2 separate regions of the Homo sapiens genome follow, and region 2 is linked to region 1. A link is an interaction called in ENCODE POLR2A ChIA-PET data of the cell type or tissue named here. Cell type or tissue: PC-3. All regions are shown on one strand.

Evidence for each region. Peaks named below come from ENCODE experiments on the same cell type or tissue, not always from the same donor. Only the 100,000 strongest peaks of a DNase experiment are listed, where the experiment ranks them.
Region 2: POLR2A ChIA-PET joins it to region 1 with 5 read pairs; 2 of 35 experiments call an interaction of 5 or more read pairs at or near these places.

The regions. Positions count from the first base shown.
Region 1 is chr10:74,278,332-74,286,331 of GRCh38, reverse strand. The region is part of intron 3 of ADK (adenosine kinase); the gene reads right to left. Among named protein-coding and RNA genes, the nearest start is that of ADK, 130 kb to the right of the region's middle. In PC-3, no CTCF peak of the experiment used is centred here; DNase peaks (open chromatin) are centred at 3,311 and 3,621; H3K4me3 peaks cover 542 bases; H3K27ac peaks cover 3,415 bases.
Region 2 is chr10:75,037,915-75,045,914 of GRCh38, reverse strand. It overlaps DUSP29 (dual specificity phosphatase 29), which reads left to right. Exons shown (of 4, transcript NM_001003892.3): 3 at 1,898-2,118; 4 at 7,838-8,000. Among named protein-coding and RNA genes, the nearest start is that of SNORD172, 20 kb to the right of the region's middle. RefSeq lists enhancers at 1,630-1,739, 1,880-2,069. In PC-3, no CTCF peak of the experiment used is centred here; DNase peaks (open chromatin) are centred at 3,094 and 3,414; H3K27ac peaks cover 1,608 bases.

The DNA.
Region 1 (8,000 bases):
ACCTGCAGTCCCACTGCTTTGGGAGGCAGGGACTGAAGGATCGCTTTAGGCCAGGAGTTTGAGACCAGTCTGAGCAACATAGCAAGAGTCTGTTTCTGCAAAAATTAAAAAATGAGCCAGGTGTGGTGGCACACACTTGTAGTCCTAGCTGCTTGGGAAGCTGAGGCAGGAGAATCACTTGAACCCAAGAGTGTGAGGTTACAGTAAGCTATGATCATGCTCCTGCACTCTAGCCTGGGCAACATAGTGAGATTCAGTCTCTAAATAGATATATAAAAACACCAGTAAATAAATGGGAAATCATTTAGGAAGCAGCTTATACCAATATTTATTCAGAGACTATTAAGACCTTAAGGATATGATCTTAAGAATATTTAAGGGTATATGTCAATCTGAAATAAAGGATATTAACAATAATACATAGTACAGTACAGTAAATTAAAAAAATAAAGGATTAATACATAGTCCCAACCTGACTATAACCTCTCACTCACTTTTTAAACCACTAAGTCTGTTGATTGCACCTACCAGATAACCTTCAATTCCACCTCTCTCCTCTTTAATCCCACTGACACGTTTCAAGGCCTCCTGATTTCTTATTTGGACTATTCCAGCAGTCTAACTGGGTTTTTGTTTTGTTTTGTTTTGTTTGAGACAGGGTCTCACTCTGTCACCCAGGCTGGAGTGCAATGGTGCAATCTCGGCTCAGTGGAGCCTTGATCTCCCAGGCTCAGGCGATCCTCCCACCTCAGCCTCCTTAGTAGCTGGGACCACAGATGCATATAGATATAGATATATAGATATAGATGTATAAATATATAAAATACAACCTAGTTTAATGTCTTTATATCTAAACCACTCTAAATTCCCCATCTCACATACTATGCTTCAGTCATATTGAGCTGTTCTCCAACTTTAGTATATGTGTTGCCTAAGTGAGCACCAGGTGTTCTCATAAAATGCTTCTCTTATATCTCTGTACAAAGACTATTCACAAATATAACCATGCCACACACTCATTTTCCAATCTATCATTTTGTCTAAGTTCCTACTTGTCTTTAAATACTCAGCTTAATACATCATCTTCTCTGTGAAGCCTATTCTGTTAATCTTCCAACTCTAAACTAGATATCCCTCCTCTATGCTCTTAGAGGTCCCTTTCAAGTATTTATCATAAAGCTTATCACTTGCCTAATGAATTACTATGTGAGTCCTCAGAATTCTGAGAATGGCTGCTCATCTGTACAGTGGCTAATAATATCTACACTGAAGGACTATTATAAGGATAAATACATGAAGTGCCTAGCACTTAAAAAAGTTCCAGTAAATGATGGCTATACTATATTATTAGCATTTTTCTCAAAAGTAAGCACCCTAATATTCACTTTACTAACTCCAGTAGCTATCCCAATACTTGGCAAAAAATAAGTTGTTACACAGTTGTAAAATGAGTAAATCTATGTTTGACAAAGATGACTCCTATAGCATTGTAAAAGACGAATTTGAGGAAGTCCTGCAAAAGACCCTTTAGGACCTCAGAAGAGAATCACTTTTAGAATTTTTTTAAAACCAAATACACATTCCATACAGACCAAGATTTGGCACCTCATTTGAGAATTACTACTAAAGGGAGTTTCTGTTAATTTATGTGGTAGTAGGAGTAGGGAGTTGGAGAGATGGAAGGGGACCCAATCCCTCATGTGCTGTTGGGATAGAAGAAACAGAGCCACAGAGGTGAGTGCTATGGCACCTAATGTAAGAGATGAAGGGCTGGGAGCAGTGGCTCACGCCTGTAATCCCAGCACTTGGCGAGGCCGAAGCAGACAGATCATCTGAGGTTGGGAGTTCCAGGCCAGCCTGACCAACGTGGAGAAACCCCGTCTCTACTAAAAATACAAAATTAGCCGGGCATGGTGACACACGTCTGTAATCCCAGCTACTTGGGAGGCTGAGGCAGGAGACTCACTTGAACCTGGGAGGGAGAGGCCACGGTGAGCCGAGATCGTGCCATTGCACAGCCTAGGCAGCAAGAGCAAAATTCCGTCTCAAAAAAAAAAAAAAAAAATAGAATTTGCCAGGCGTGGTGGCTCATGCCTGTAATCCTAGCACTTTGGGAGGCCAAGACTGGCGGATCACCTGAGTTCGGGAGTTCGAGACCAGCCTGGCCAACATGGAGAAACCCTGTCTCTACTAAAAATACAAAAAATTAGCCGGGCATGGTGGCACACGCCTGTAATGCCAACTACTCAGAAGGCTGAAGCAGGAGAATCTCTTGAACGCAGGAGGCGGAGGTTGCAGTGAGCCAAGATCAAACCATTGCACTCCAGCCTGGGCAACAAGAAAACAAGAGCGAGCTGGGCGCAGTGGCTCATGCCTGTAATCCCAGCACTTTGGGAGGCCTAGGCAGGCGGATCACAAGGTCAGGAGATCAAGACTATCCAGGCTAACACGGTGAAACCCCATCTCTACTAAAAATACAAAAAATTAGCCAGGCGTGGTGGCGGGCACCTGTAGTCCCAGCTACTCAGGAGGCTGAGGCAGGAGAATGGCGTGAACTCAGGAGGCGGATCTTGCAGTGAGCAGAGATGGCGCCACTGCACTCCAGCCTGGGCAAGAGCGAGACTCTGTCTCAAAAAAAAAAAAAAAAGAAAGAAAGAAAACAAGAGCGAAACTCCGTCTCATTAAAAAAAAAAAAAAGATGAAGATGAGGGCAACAAACATAAAAGTCAAAAAGAGGGGTAAGATTTGAGAGTCATTTCAAAGGATAATAAGAGTTGGTGAGCAACCTGGGGATCAAAGATGGCTGAAAACATCTAGTATGACAAAATAAGTTAATTGTAATATCAAGTCAAGAAGCAAGGCACACAAATTGACCCAGATTTAGAAACCAGCAAGGTCAAAAGGGAGAGAGAACTGAGTAATGGTAAGATGTAGCTGAAATAACCGAGCATGCCACTCAGGCTGTATATAGAGAGTAAAGTCAAACTAGGAAGAAGCCAAACAGGAAGCTAACATAGATTACTTTTTTTAAAGCAGTCCTGGGTAGGAAGTAGGTTCAGAACATAGTCCTAAAAAACAGTTGATCAAATGGAATGGAGATAAAGGTCGTTATAAAAGAGGAGTCCAAGAAAGTGTGGTAATTAGTATTAGAAACGTCATCTACATGAGAACTAATTAGATAGCAGAAAACAGAATATTTGTTAAACAGGGAGGTACCAAAATTTTCAAAGAACTTGAAGAGATCTAAAACAGTGACACAGATGAGAACTCCAAAAGCTTCCCAACAATTTTTCCTTAGGCTAATCTAGTGTTTACCTATGACTAAAGTGGCTAACTGAAGCTTGCTTCTACGTCAGTAAATCAGAACCTACCATTGTCATCCAGAACAACTACTCTCATGGTATTTTTTCAATAGATTCTTGACAGTTTCTTATGGCAGGAAAAATACATTCTACACCAGGTGATTTTCATATACTATAAGACAAAATTAACAGCAAAAGAAAAATATGATTTTACACTAAACAATGCTCATTTCATAATCTTATACTAGAAGATATCATTAAACCTTTCATTCTAAAGGTTCTGGTAAGGGAATGACTCAGATGGGAACAAGGAAAAGCTTCATATATATATTTGTCACAACCAAGAACATTTCTGAAGAAATACATGTTTTCTGGGAAGCTTCCAGTGTTCTCATCATCATGGTTATTCTCATTACTATGCATAGTTCCAAAAGCAACAAAACAATTTCTTATTAAAGTAGTTAAATCCAACAAAGAAATAAAACTAAATCTTACCACTCTTAAAAGCTTCAGGGAATTATTATATTTTATGGCTATTCGTAATATTTTAGTACATTTTAAATGATCCAACTACAGTGTCTTTTCATAAGTACTTCGGTATCACCATGCAATTTTAATCCATATGCTTAAACCCCTTTCACAGTTTACAGGAACAAAGCGGTTTTGATTCACAACAATGCCCTGCAGTCAAATACGCTCATGAGGTATTAATTTACAACTTCATCTGTGATCAGTTAAACTGCATGTGAAATCTTAAACATCCTTAAAAAGTTCACCACAAATAGTTCAATAAGAGATTTTTTGGTAACATTACTTTAACAAAAAACATGTAAGATTAAACTCTATTGTAAAATAAAACCAAATGCCACTTGCTTTTAAGGATAACCCACTAATAAAACAATCTTTTAAACTGTCACCTTTTACATCTAAAATATTAATTAAAAATGTAACACTGCTATCAAAAGCATGTGCCTTGTAAGCTTTTGCAAGAAAAGTCACACATAAAAAAGAAAACCAATTTCATGAAGAAAATGTGCATATTTCAACAAATAAAATGTCTCTTTAATCAGTCCTAGGAGCCAGATGTATTAAAATGTCAGGTCAACCTGAATCATACCAAAACAAAAGATTAAAATTACCAATTTTTCCAAACAACTAAAATGTCAGGTCCATAAAAGTTATGGACAAAGACAGCAATAATTTTTTAAAAAGAAAATAAATTTCCAATGCAGCTCATATTAGTAAAAAACAATAATAACTAACTTCTCAGAAAACTTGCAGTTTTGATCTTCATATTTATGTAATCTGAACCTTATGGTATTTACTCAGATTTTTTTTCTTAGCTAGCTAAAATAATAGTTATTTTGATTGGTATTCTAAGTCAATCTGAGGAATTATTATCTCATATAACAAAAAGTCCAGAGCTACAGCAGCTCCAGGGATAGGTAATTTATGATGCCTCATCAAGATCATGGACCTAAGTTCTTTCCTTGTTTTTCCTGTGTCATCTTTAGTGTGATGACTTTTTGTCCCCTAACGGTTTCAAAGTAGCTACACTAGTTGCAAGTAACAATTTAATGTCTAGGATCATAAGAGAGACTGCCTTCCCCTTGCTTATGTTTCTTTACCAAAAAAGTGGGGAACTTCCCCCAATGAACTGGCTCTCAAGGCCACTCACTATCAAATCAATGGGAGAGGGCATAAAATTACCATTACTGATTTGGATTAATTCGGGCTCAGCCCATGAGCATAAGAAGAACTCAACTTCCCATAAAGCACATGGGTATCTGTTAAGTGATCAAAACCAGGGCATCAGATCAACATTATCAAAAGTAAAGCATCAAATCAACACTATCTTCACATTTGTGTATAACACATAACAGCCATTATTTCCTTTACATGCTTCAAATGAATATTATCCAAGTTGAGTATACCTTATTCAAAATTTCTTTTGAGTCTCTTGTCGGCTCACAAAATGTTTCAGATTTTGGAGCATTATGAATTTCAAATTTTCAAATTATGGATACTTAACCTGTATATAAACCAGTGTGGTAAACCTTTTTGTAACCCTTAATATCTCAACTTGATTAACTGAGTATCTCACTAGACAACTTAATTTTGCATCTAAATTAGGAAAGACAAAATAACTACAATTCAAAATATGTGTCAAACTTTCAGTAAAACCAAAGGACTTAATACATGCATGAACTTCTGATTCCTCCTGAAACCTCACTAAAACTCTGAAAGACAAGAAAAACAAAAAAATAATGGTGACAAAATTTTGGACAGTGGAAAGCAGAGTGAGGTGCAGTGATCAACTCAATAGACCCAAGAAAGCTGAATTATAAACAGCAGTGAGAAAACCAAATTTACACTGCCATAGCCCCAAAAGCATTACACTGGGTGGCATTAGGAATCTCTACAAATAGAAGTGATGGTTGGCATTAAAACTTATTTAGAGCTGGGCATAGGGGTAAACACCCATAATCCAAACTATCTGGAAGGCCAAGGTGGGAGAAATACTTGAGGCCAGAAGTTAGACACCAGCCTGGGCTACAAGGCAAGCCCCAACTCTAAAAAACGTGTGTGTGTGTGTGTGTGTGTGTGTGTGTGTTTAAACTTGTTTAAGGCCGGGCGCGGTGGCTCACACCTGTAATCCCAGCACTTTGGGAGGCCAAGGCGGGTAGATCACAAGGTCAGGAGATCCATACCATCCTGGCTAACACAGTGAAACCCCATCTCTACTAAAAATACAAAAAATTAGCCGGGCATGGTGGCACATGCCTGTAGTCCCAGCTACTTGGGAGGCTGAGGCAGGAGAATCGCTTGAGGAAGGTGGAGGTTGCAGTGAGCAAGACCCTGGCTCCAAAACAAAAAACAAAAAACAAAAAAACACAGATATCACTAAAAAGACACAATCCCACCAAAAAAATAAGTGTGGTAGAGACGATATGAACAGACATTTTACAGAAAAGAGAAAAGTAAACTTTTTGTTTGTTTTAAGAGATCTAGTCTAACTCTGTCACCCAGGTTGGGTGCAGTGGTGCAATAATAACTCATTGCAGCCTTAAACTCCTGGGCTCAAGTGATCCTCCTCCCTGAGCCTTCTGAATAGCTGGGACTACAAGTACATAATACCACACCAGTTTAATTTTTCTTTTTTAGAGACGGGGTCTCCCTACATTGCCTGGGCTGATCTCAAATTCCTGGTTTCAAGCAATCCTCTGCCTCAGCCTCCCAACTTGCTGGGATTACAGACCTGAGCACTTCACTTGGCCACAAATGTTTTTAAACAAGATGCTCAACTTCACTCATGAAAAAAAAAAATTCGAGGTAAGATGAAACATCACTATTTAGTGATCAAACTGGCAAAAAAAGAAAAAATCAAAAGTTTGGCAATTCTGTTGGTGAGGCTCTGGGTAAAAGGCACTCAATTTTTTTTTTTTTTTTTGAGATGAAGTCTCACTCTGTCACCCAAGCTGGAGTGCAGTGGTACGATCTCGGCTCACTGCAACCTCCGGGTTCAAGTGATTCTCTGGCCTTAGCCTCCCAAGTAGCTGGGACTACAGGCATGAGCCACCATGCCCAGCTAATTTTTGTATTTTTAGTAGAGACGGGGTTTCACTATATTGGCCAGACTGGTCTCAAACTCCTGACCATGATCCACCCACCTCAGCCTCCCAAAGTGCTGGGATTACAGGCGTGAGCCACTGCACCTGGCCTCAATTTTTATTTTTTGTTTATTTTTTTAAGATGGAGTCTCGCTCTGTCACCCATGCTGGAATGCAGTGGCGCAATCTCGGATCACTGCAACCTCCGCCTCCCAGATTCAAGCAAATCTCCCTGCCTCAGCCTCCCGAGTAGCTGGGATTACAGGCGCCCACCACTACGCCCGGCTAATTTTTGTATTTTTAGGAGAGATGAGGTTTCACCATCTTGGCCATGCTGGTCTTGAATTCCTGATCTCGTGATCCACCTGCCTCAGCCTCCCAAAGTGCTGGGATTACAGGCGTGAGCCACCGCGCCCAGCTGGCCTCAATTTTTTTTATGAAGCCAAGAACAAGAGGGATGAACAAAAATCAAAAATCATTATGTTAAAAAATAAAGATTATAAGATTAAAGAATCCAACTAATGGCTATTATAAAAGACATATAAAAAGCAAAAGGACTCCTAATGTATAAATGTGAAAGAAGCTGAGTGTGATGGCTAACATCTGTAGTCCCAGCTACTCAGGAGGCTAAGACGGGAAGATCGCTTGAGGCCACAAGTTAGAGGATGTAGTGTGCTATCATCATGCCTATAAACAGTCACTGTACTTCTGCCTGGGCAATATATCCAGACCCCAACTCTAAAAATAAAAATAAAAAAAGTGAAAGAAGGAAAAAGGACATATTGGTCAAATGTTGACCAAAAGAAAGAAGTTTAACTACATGTAATTGTTATCAGATAAACTTTAAACTAAAAGATGATCAACTAGGAAAGAAAGGATCATAACAAAATTATTTAAGTTCACATTACCAGTAAGACAAAGTAATTTTAAAAGTATGTGCATCTAATAAAATAGTCTCAAAATATATCAAGCCAAAAAAATCTGGAAAAAAATGGACAAACCTAACATCACAGTAGATTTGTTTTAGGGTTGTTTTTTTTTTTTTTTTTTTTAATTTTTTTTTTTGAGATGGGGTCTCACTCTGTCA
Region 2 (8,000 bases), 760 kb before region 1:
GGTCTTGAACTCCTGGTCTCAGGCCACCCTCCCGCTTTGGCCTCCCCAAAGTGCTAGGATTACAGGTGTGAGCCACCTTGTCTGGCCAGATTGATCTTTAAAAAAGTAAACAATGCTTACTTCTTTCTTAAAATCCTCTAGCAGACTTCCACCACACTTGCAATAATACTCCTTCCTATGGCGGGCAGGGCCCACCATGCTCCAGCCCCTCTACCTTTCCAAACTCCTATTCCCCTTGCCACTTCAGCCACACTGGCTTCCTTTCTGTTCTCAGCAGTTGTTCCCTCTGCCTGGATGAAACGCTTTCTCTCCAACTCTTCCTCAGCCTTCTCATCCCTCAGTCTTGGCTTAAACACCACCTCCCCACAGTGGCCTTTCCTGACCGCCTTGCCTGAAGCAGGACCACAGTCATTTTGTATCATGTCATGAAGTTTTAGGTCCTTCGGATAGCTCTCACTGCTATCTAAAATTATCTTTGTTTATTTCCTACCCCCATTAGTATCTGACCTTCCTGAGGGAACTTCACTAACCTGTTCTTTTGTTTTTTGAGACAGTTTCACTCTGTCACCCAGGCTGGAGTGCAGTGGCGTGGTCTCAGCTCACGACAACCTCCACTTCCTGGGTTCAAGCGATTCTTGTGCCTCAGCCTCCCAAGTAGCTGGGACTGCAGGCATGCGCCATCACACCTGGCTGTTTTTTGTTTTTTCTTTTTGTATTATTAGTAGAGACAGGGTTTCGCCACGTTGACCAGGCTGGTCTCGAACTCCTGACCTCATGTGATTTGCCTGCCTCGGCTTCCGAAAGTGCTGGGATTATAGGCGTGAGCCATTGTGCTCGGCCCCTGTTCATTTCTTTACCATCAGCACCCAGCACAGTGCCTGGCACATAATAGATTGCAAATAATTATTTGGGGATGGATAATTGATTACAGGAAATAGACAATGCTTCCTGAAAGGCCTTCGTTGTCTCCAGCCTCCATACCTCAGGTGGTGCTGTTTCCTTGGCTTGGCCCGCGCTTGCCTCCTTCTTCCCCTCCATCACCAAATGTTGACACTTGTAGTGACACAGGCCTCTCCCTGCCCCACCCCACAGGCAGGAAGAACCCGTGTTTCCTCTGGCAGCCCATCTCCACTCCGGCCCCACCATGCTGCCTTCTCATCGAGTCATATTTCAGAGCCACCTACTTCAAGAGGACTTTACTGTTCCTGGAAATTCTTGCCTAGAAAGATAAAGCTGTAGCCCATTAAATAACTTCACTGCTGGCTTCAAGAACTTCCCTGCAATCAATTCAAACAACAGATGGCTCAAAAAGCCCTCCTTCTCAGAACAATGCTCTGCCCAGCTGGGCAACAGCTCCCCAAAGCAACACTTTCCCGTTCACATCGTGCCAACGTGAATTTGTGAACTTTGCCCAATCCCAATCCAATCCTCTTATGGAAGGCCTTGCTTTAAACCATTCAGTTGAGCGTCCATCTCCAAACCCTAAAAACATCCAGCAGGTTCAGAGCAGAGGTTGGGAGAAGGCAGCCCTGATGAACAGGTTATTCTGGAGGGCTTTCAGGCGATTTGGCAGGTCCAGATCTGCGACCACCGTAGAGGCCAGCACCAGGTTCCGCTGTGTATACTGAATGATGAAAGAACTAATGGACGAACGAATAGCTCAGCTTGCCTACCCCAGCCTCCACCCTGTCCTTTCTTGAGACAGCCGAGCCAGAATCACAAAACAGTGCAGGTGGCCTAGGGGACCGGGTAAGAGCAGAGCTTTGGGACTTCATTTGCAATAACTAGTCCTCATTCTGGAACTGGAATCCACAGCGGAAAGCGTGGGTGGCCCCTGAGTTTCCCGGACCCGGGGCAGGGCGCCGCGCGCCCACAGATTTCTCTCCCCTGCGCCCAGGGCGACGGCGCTGGACCGCTATAGGCTGCAGAAGGCGGGGTTCACGCACGTGCTGAACGCGGCCCACGGCCGCTGGAACGTGGACACTGGGCCCGACTACTACCGCGACATGGACATCCAGTACCACGGCGTGGAGGCCGACGACCTGCCCACCTTCGACCTCAGTGTCTTCTTCTACCCGGCGGCAGCCTTCATCGACAGAGCGCTAAGCGACGACCACAGTAAGAGACCCGCGGCCCCGCCCCGATCGGCCCCGCCCCGCCCCGCCCCGACTCGCCCCGCCCGTAGCTTAGGCCCCGCCCCTTCCCCGCCCCACTAAGGCTCCGCCCCTAGCCTAGGCTCCGCCCTTAGCCCAAGGTTTCCCCGTCTGAGGCCCAGGCCGGAAGCGGGATGTGCGCGTGCGAAATCTTTGTCGCAAAGCTGGGCCACTGGGGCTGCTTGTGGCCGAGGGTAAAGGTCCGAGCCCCTGGAAGCTGTGAAGGTTTAAGGACCTGCACCACCCAGCGTGCTGCTGGTGGGGTTCGGGCCTTGATTGCAGCTCTGGGGAATGGAAATAGGGCGTAAGAATAAAAGGCCTTTTGGTCGGAGTCTTTGCTAAAGAACATTTGCCATCCTTCAAAAGGCGGAGGCGGTCTGGGAGCTCTCAAAGCTGGGACTGCGGCCGGAGACACTAATTGTGCCTGGGCCTGAACCCAACTAGTAGCCAAGGGCTTTGATGCCAGAAAACCCTCAGGGAGCTGACTTGAGTGGGAATCCATGGAGAGACCTTAAATTCTCCTGCCCACCAACCAAGTTACACTCCCCAGTTACACTCAGCCTCGTGAGGCCTCCAGTAGAAAGCTGACAAGCTGGGCTTTACTGGCACGCTGTATTTGAGGTATAATTTGGGTTTTGCACCCCCAGCGTCCAAGTTTTCCCAGTGTTAATTATCCAGCTTTTAAATCACAGTGCTAGTCTTTGTGCTCAGAATGCACTGTTGGCTACCCTAATCCAGCAAAGGCTACAAGGCTATTTTGGAGAGAAGGGCACAGCTTAGGGACGCATCGGGGGTAAGACAATATACAGTTATTGCTGCAGGGTGTACTTCAGTGGAATTCCACAGAGGCCAGAGGGACTTCAGCTCCCTAATCTGTGCTCTGACTTCAGCCCAATGTGTCACACACCCCTTTGTGGAGCCATCACATAATTCAGGGTATCTGGTTACTGAAAGCCTTTCTTGCCACAAGAGGTTGTGATTACAAGGCTCAGTGACTGACCAAATAGTCTGCTGCAGGAACTTGCAACCTGGGGCTGGGCCTAGGCCAGGTCTGCTGGACAATATCAGACCTTAATGGACATCCCAAGGTGGCCCTGGCCCCACAGCCAACCATAGCCACCAACAATTTGTCATTATTTTGGCTCAGAAAGCAATGTCACAATGAAAAAAAACCCTTAGAGCTAACATGCCTGTATTAGAAGATGCCTCATTTCCAGGCCTTCCTTTTATGAGTCTATTTATGAACCATCTTTTGTGCTGTGTACATTCTGGGTTTCCAAGCAGGATCAAAAACACAACTGAACTGAGTCATCACCACAAGGTAAAATTTGCCTCATAGTATTTGAAGTTAACTGAAAACACATTTGACATGAAAAAAACAAAGACTGCAACAACCTAATCCTTCAGTTTCTGTTTAATGCACTCACTTGCCATTACTATATTTTAGACCTTACCCTTCATGGAAGGGGCCTGGCAGGCTTCGGAGAAGACAGGGCTGGGTTTACATTTCTGTCACACAATTTACTAACGATGTGATTTCTCTGAGCCTTGGTTTCTCCATCCGGTGATAAAAATATTTACCTTCAGAGGTTATAATGAGGATCAGCAGTAACGCGCGTAAAGCGCTTAGCATAGAACCTGGTGGACAGCAGGCTCTCGGATGTATTTGATAAAGCGTGGTCATACACTGTGAAGCATATAACCACGCCAGCATGTGCACATCATCATCGTAAAGTTTCCAATCCTCAAAGAAAAAAAAAAGACATTCCAACTTTGAACTGTAAGATATACTCACATGAAAGCTTGTTGTAGGTTCCTGGCACTCAATTTTAGGGTCTGCCCCCACTGCCAAATCCAGAAAGAATCAGGCTCTCAAGTTGAAGCTTAGGCCTAGGCAGATGACAGAACATTATGAGGAGGTGTCAGGCTGCTGTGGATCATGACTGTTAGACCAGGTGGCACCTAGCAAACAAAGGGCCAACGGAGGAGAGTAGATACTTGGATCAGAGACTATGAGTGGGATAGAATGAATGGATGGGGGTGCCGGGACTCGACCAGATGGCTAGGGATGGGGAGCAGGACATGACCCCACTGGAGATGGCAGGGTAGGCTCTGCTCTCAGCACCTTTGCACTGGCATATCTAAATAATTCAAGTCAGGGCTCAAACGCCTACCCTGCAGAACCATGCAGAGTGTAAACAAATGAAGATGGCTGCATGTACAGCGGAGGGGTGTGGGTAGGGGGCACTTGTGGCTAAGCAGAGAGCCCTGTACCCCTTCAGAGGGGCACCTGCCACCCAGCCTCAGCTAATGCTTGTCTTGTGAGAGTCAGTGCAAATGTGGGAGATCTGACTTTTCAGAAGTCTCCAATCTGGATTATAAAATCACTCGATTTTTAGGTCTTGGCAACAGATTGAAATTTCTTAAAATGCTGCAAAGGACAGACTAAAGCAACCCAATGGCCATCAGGTTGTAACCTGTGCCCTGAGTGGCCAGAGCAACCAAACAAAATGCCCGCTAGCTCAGCAGCAGCAATGCCACAGACTTCATACCCAGTGGACGGCAGGTGCTCAGCCCACCTGCCACATGCAGTTGTGTCTAGGCAAGGGACACTGCTTGGCATTTTAGTGCTGGACCTACTTGTATGTTTCTTACACTCTCTATGTAAGTGGTGTGGATAGACAGTCTGGCCAAAAAGCAAGGCATCACTCCTTGCTTCCTCTTGTCTATGTTCTTTGTTCTCATTGACTGGTTTCAGCCAAGTGTACACCATTCCCCCTACCTGGCTTCTCACAGCCGGTCATTTTCACTCTTTTTGAAAAGCGTTCCTTGTGGAGCTGTACTCGTGGGCTGTAATCAGCCCCTGGGGCCCTCTCCCATCCCATCACTACCCTGACTTGACCCTTTATAAAGAACTCCCCAGGCAACCTCAGTCACTCTTAAAATATCTCGGAGATAATCCAGTCCCTGGTCCTGCCCTGACAGCTGGGCAAACAGAGGCCCAGAGAAGACAAGTGAGGTGCCCAGGGTCACAGAGCTAATCAGAGGCAGCGCCATCAGGACACCTGCCTACCAGCGGGGATTCCTTCTGTCACCGAGGCCTCACAGAAGAGTCCTCTGCCCTTATTTTGAGCACCTGGTGACTTTGCTGTATAAGAGGTCACCGAATATCATGGAGGGCGAGTCATGCCAGCTGGTTATAGGATCTGAAAAAACTGAATTTGTCACTCTTCATCAGAAAAAGAAGTACTCACAAAATACTGTCACAGGAACCCCACTTGGGTTGCTTTAACTGCCCCCGATTCGGCATCCTCCGAGGTGAATTAGTGTGGTTTTAATTTAATGAAGTCTTCTAAGAAACTCCAGGGCAAATGCCACGAGGCGCTAAAGATCAGACTTTAGTATCACGCTCTCCTTTTGGCAGTCCATGGCCTGCTTCTGAAGGCATCTTAAAATATATTATGGATAAGGGAAGTATGAATAAATAAATGAAGCCTGCTTTCAAGCAGGAGGTTGATTCTCTGGTGCTTCTAATAAGCTTTAACCGACCAGATTTTCACTGTTTGGTTTTTGTTTTTGTTTTTTTGAGACGGAATCTCGCTCTGTCACCCAGGCTGGAGTGCAGTGGCGTGATCTCCACTCACTGCAACCTCCACCTCCCGGATTCAAGCGATTCTCCTCTTTCAGCCTCCCAGGTAGCTGGGAGGTGCCCACCACCACACCTGGTGAATTTTTGTATTTTTTAGTAGAGACAGGGTTTCACCATGTTGGCCAGTCTGGTCTCCAATTCCTGGCCTCAAGTGATCCACCCACCTCGGCTTCCCAAAGTGCTGGGATTAGAGGCATGAGCCACCACGCCCAGCCGATTTTCACTGTTGGAAGGGTCTCTTGCCCTATCTCCCTCCAGCCCCGGCAGTTCATAATACACCTTGCACCTTGTTTCTCAGAACTTCCACACACCTAGAACCTCTTGGGAAGAAGTAAGGGCTCTACCAGAATTTCTTTGCAAGTTACTAAGAAAGGCAGGTTCCCAGATAGTGCATGGGAGATGGGCAGAAAGCATCTCCTGAAAGCAAGGAAGGAGTCTGCTTAGCAAGGAGCACACCTGGCTGCGGGGCGGAGCGTGGTGCAGGGTAACAGTCTTAGCCTACGTCTGATTTTCGTGACAGAGGCCTACCTTCCAGTCACTCCTAAAAGCATGCAATTGAGGAGCAGTAGAGATTCTGGATTTGGGTTTCCTTTTCTTGAGATGCAGTCTTGCTCTGTCGCCCCGGCTGGAGTGTAGTGGCGCGATCTCAGCTCACTGCAACCTCTAACTCCTGGGTTCAAGCAATTCTCCTGCCTCCGCCTCCTGAGTAGCCGGGACTACAGGTGCACCACCACGACTGGCTAATTTTTGTGTAGAGATGGAGTTTTGCCATGTTGGCCAGGCTTTAACCACATGGGCTCCAGGTGCTCTGACTGTATGTGAGAACATAAGGACCTGCAAGCATAGGTATGCACTAGCTGCTGCTGTTCCTAAAGATGAACTGTGGTCAGGCATGCCTCAAGGGCTCTGACTGTAGTCATGAAGAAAAGTATCTCCAAGCATGAGAGGGGCGCTGATCTCTCCCACTGCAACAAGTGTGCTCTGGCCAGGGGGACCCTAGGAGCTCTGACAGAAGTTGGGAAATAAAAGCCCAACACAGGTATAGTGCTGGCCCCTGTGATGGTAAGAGATGTGCTCTGGCATGATGGGTCTCAGCTAATCTGACCACAAGAAGGAACAAAAGTGTTGCCTGGACCTTGATTCTTCTCAATAGGCCTGACTCCTCCAATAGTAACACATGTGCATTCACCCAGCTTGAACTCCCAACCTCAAGTGATCCGCCCACCTCAGCCTCCCAAAGTGCTGGGATTACAGGTGTGAGCCACCGCGCCCGGCCTCATGCCCTAGTCTTGGAAACAAAATTCAGCTCTTGGAACTCCTACCAGAGCTTAGTGTCCTCTGTCCCTCCTTTTCCCCTTTCTCTCCTGCTCCCTCCACCTCCCCCTCTCCTCCCACCCCCTCCATCTCCCTTCCAACTCTTTCTCCCCTCCCCTCTGCCACTTAACAGAATTCAGGCCCCCAAAAGGCTTAATGAACTACAGCTTTCATCTGTTTCAAGTACTGAGTCATGACAGAAAGAATTACCCTGTTTTCTGGGAGAGGAAGAAACGCTTTGGTTATCAGCAGGGCTGGCCAGAGGCCCGGCAGCCTCCAGAAAGGTCCGTGGGATTTGAATGCCAGGGGTGGACATTCATCCAGCTGGACACGTTCACACCCCAGGAGCGCGGTCATGCCAGGGAGAACCTGGGACCAGCCTCCCCCAGATCCGAAACAGCAATCAAGAAGTGGGTGCTTGCTTTCTGGCCATGGTGCTCAGGGGAAAGGCAGCCCAGCCACACTGTAGGAGCTCAGCAGCCATTCATTAGCACAAACAAATTGTGCTAAAATCGAGTTATTTACAGGGTTATTTGCCTTCTCAACAACCCTATGAAGAAGACACCGAGAGTGTCCCCGTTCTACAGAGGCAGCTGTGGGGCACAGTGCTGAGTCACTTTCTGTGGGCGAGAGGGTGACAGTCAGGATGGGAGTGGGCCCTACCTGTGCCCCCAACACCTGCCCCTCAGTGTGGGTTTTCTCCTCCCTGCTCCATCTGCAGGTAAGATCCTGGTTCACTGCGTCATGGGCCGCAGCCGGTCAGCCACCCTGGTCCTGGCCTACCTGATGATCCACAAGGACATGACCCTGGTGGACGCCATCCAGCAAGTGGCCAAGAACCGCTGCGTCCTCCCGAACCGGGGCTTTTTGAAGCAGCTCCGGGA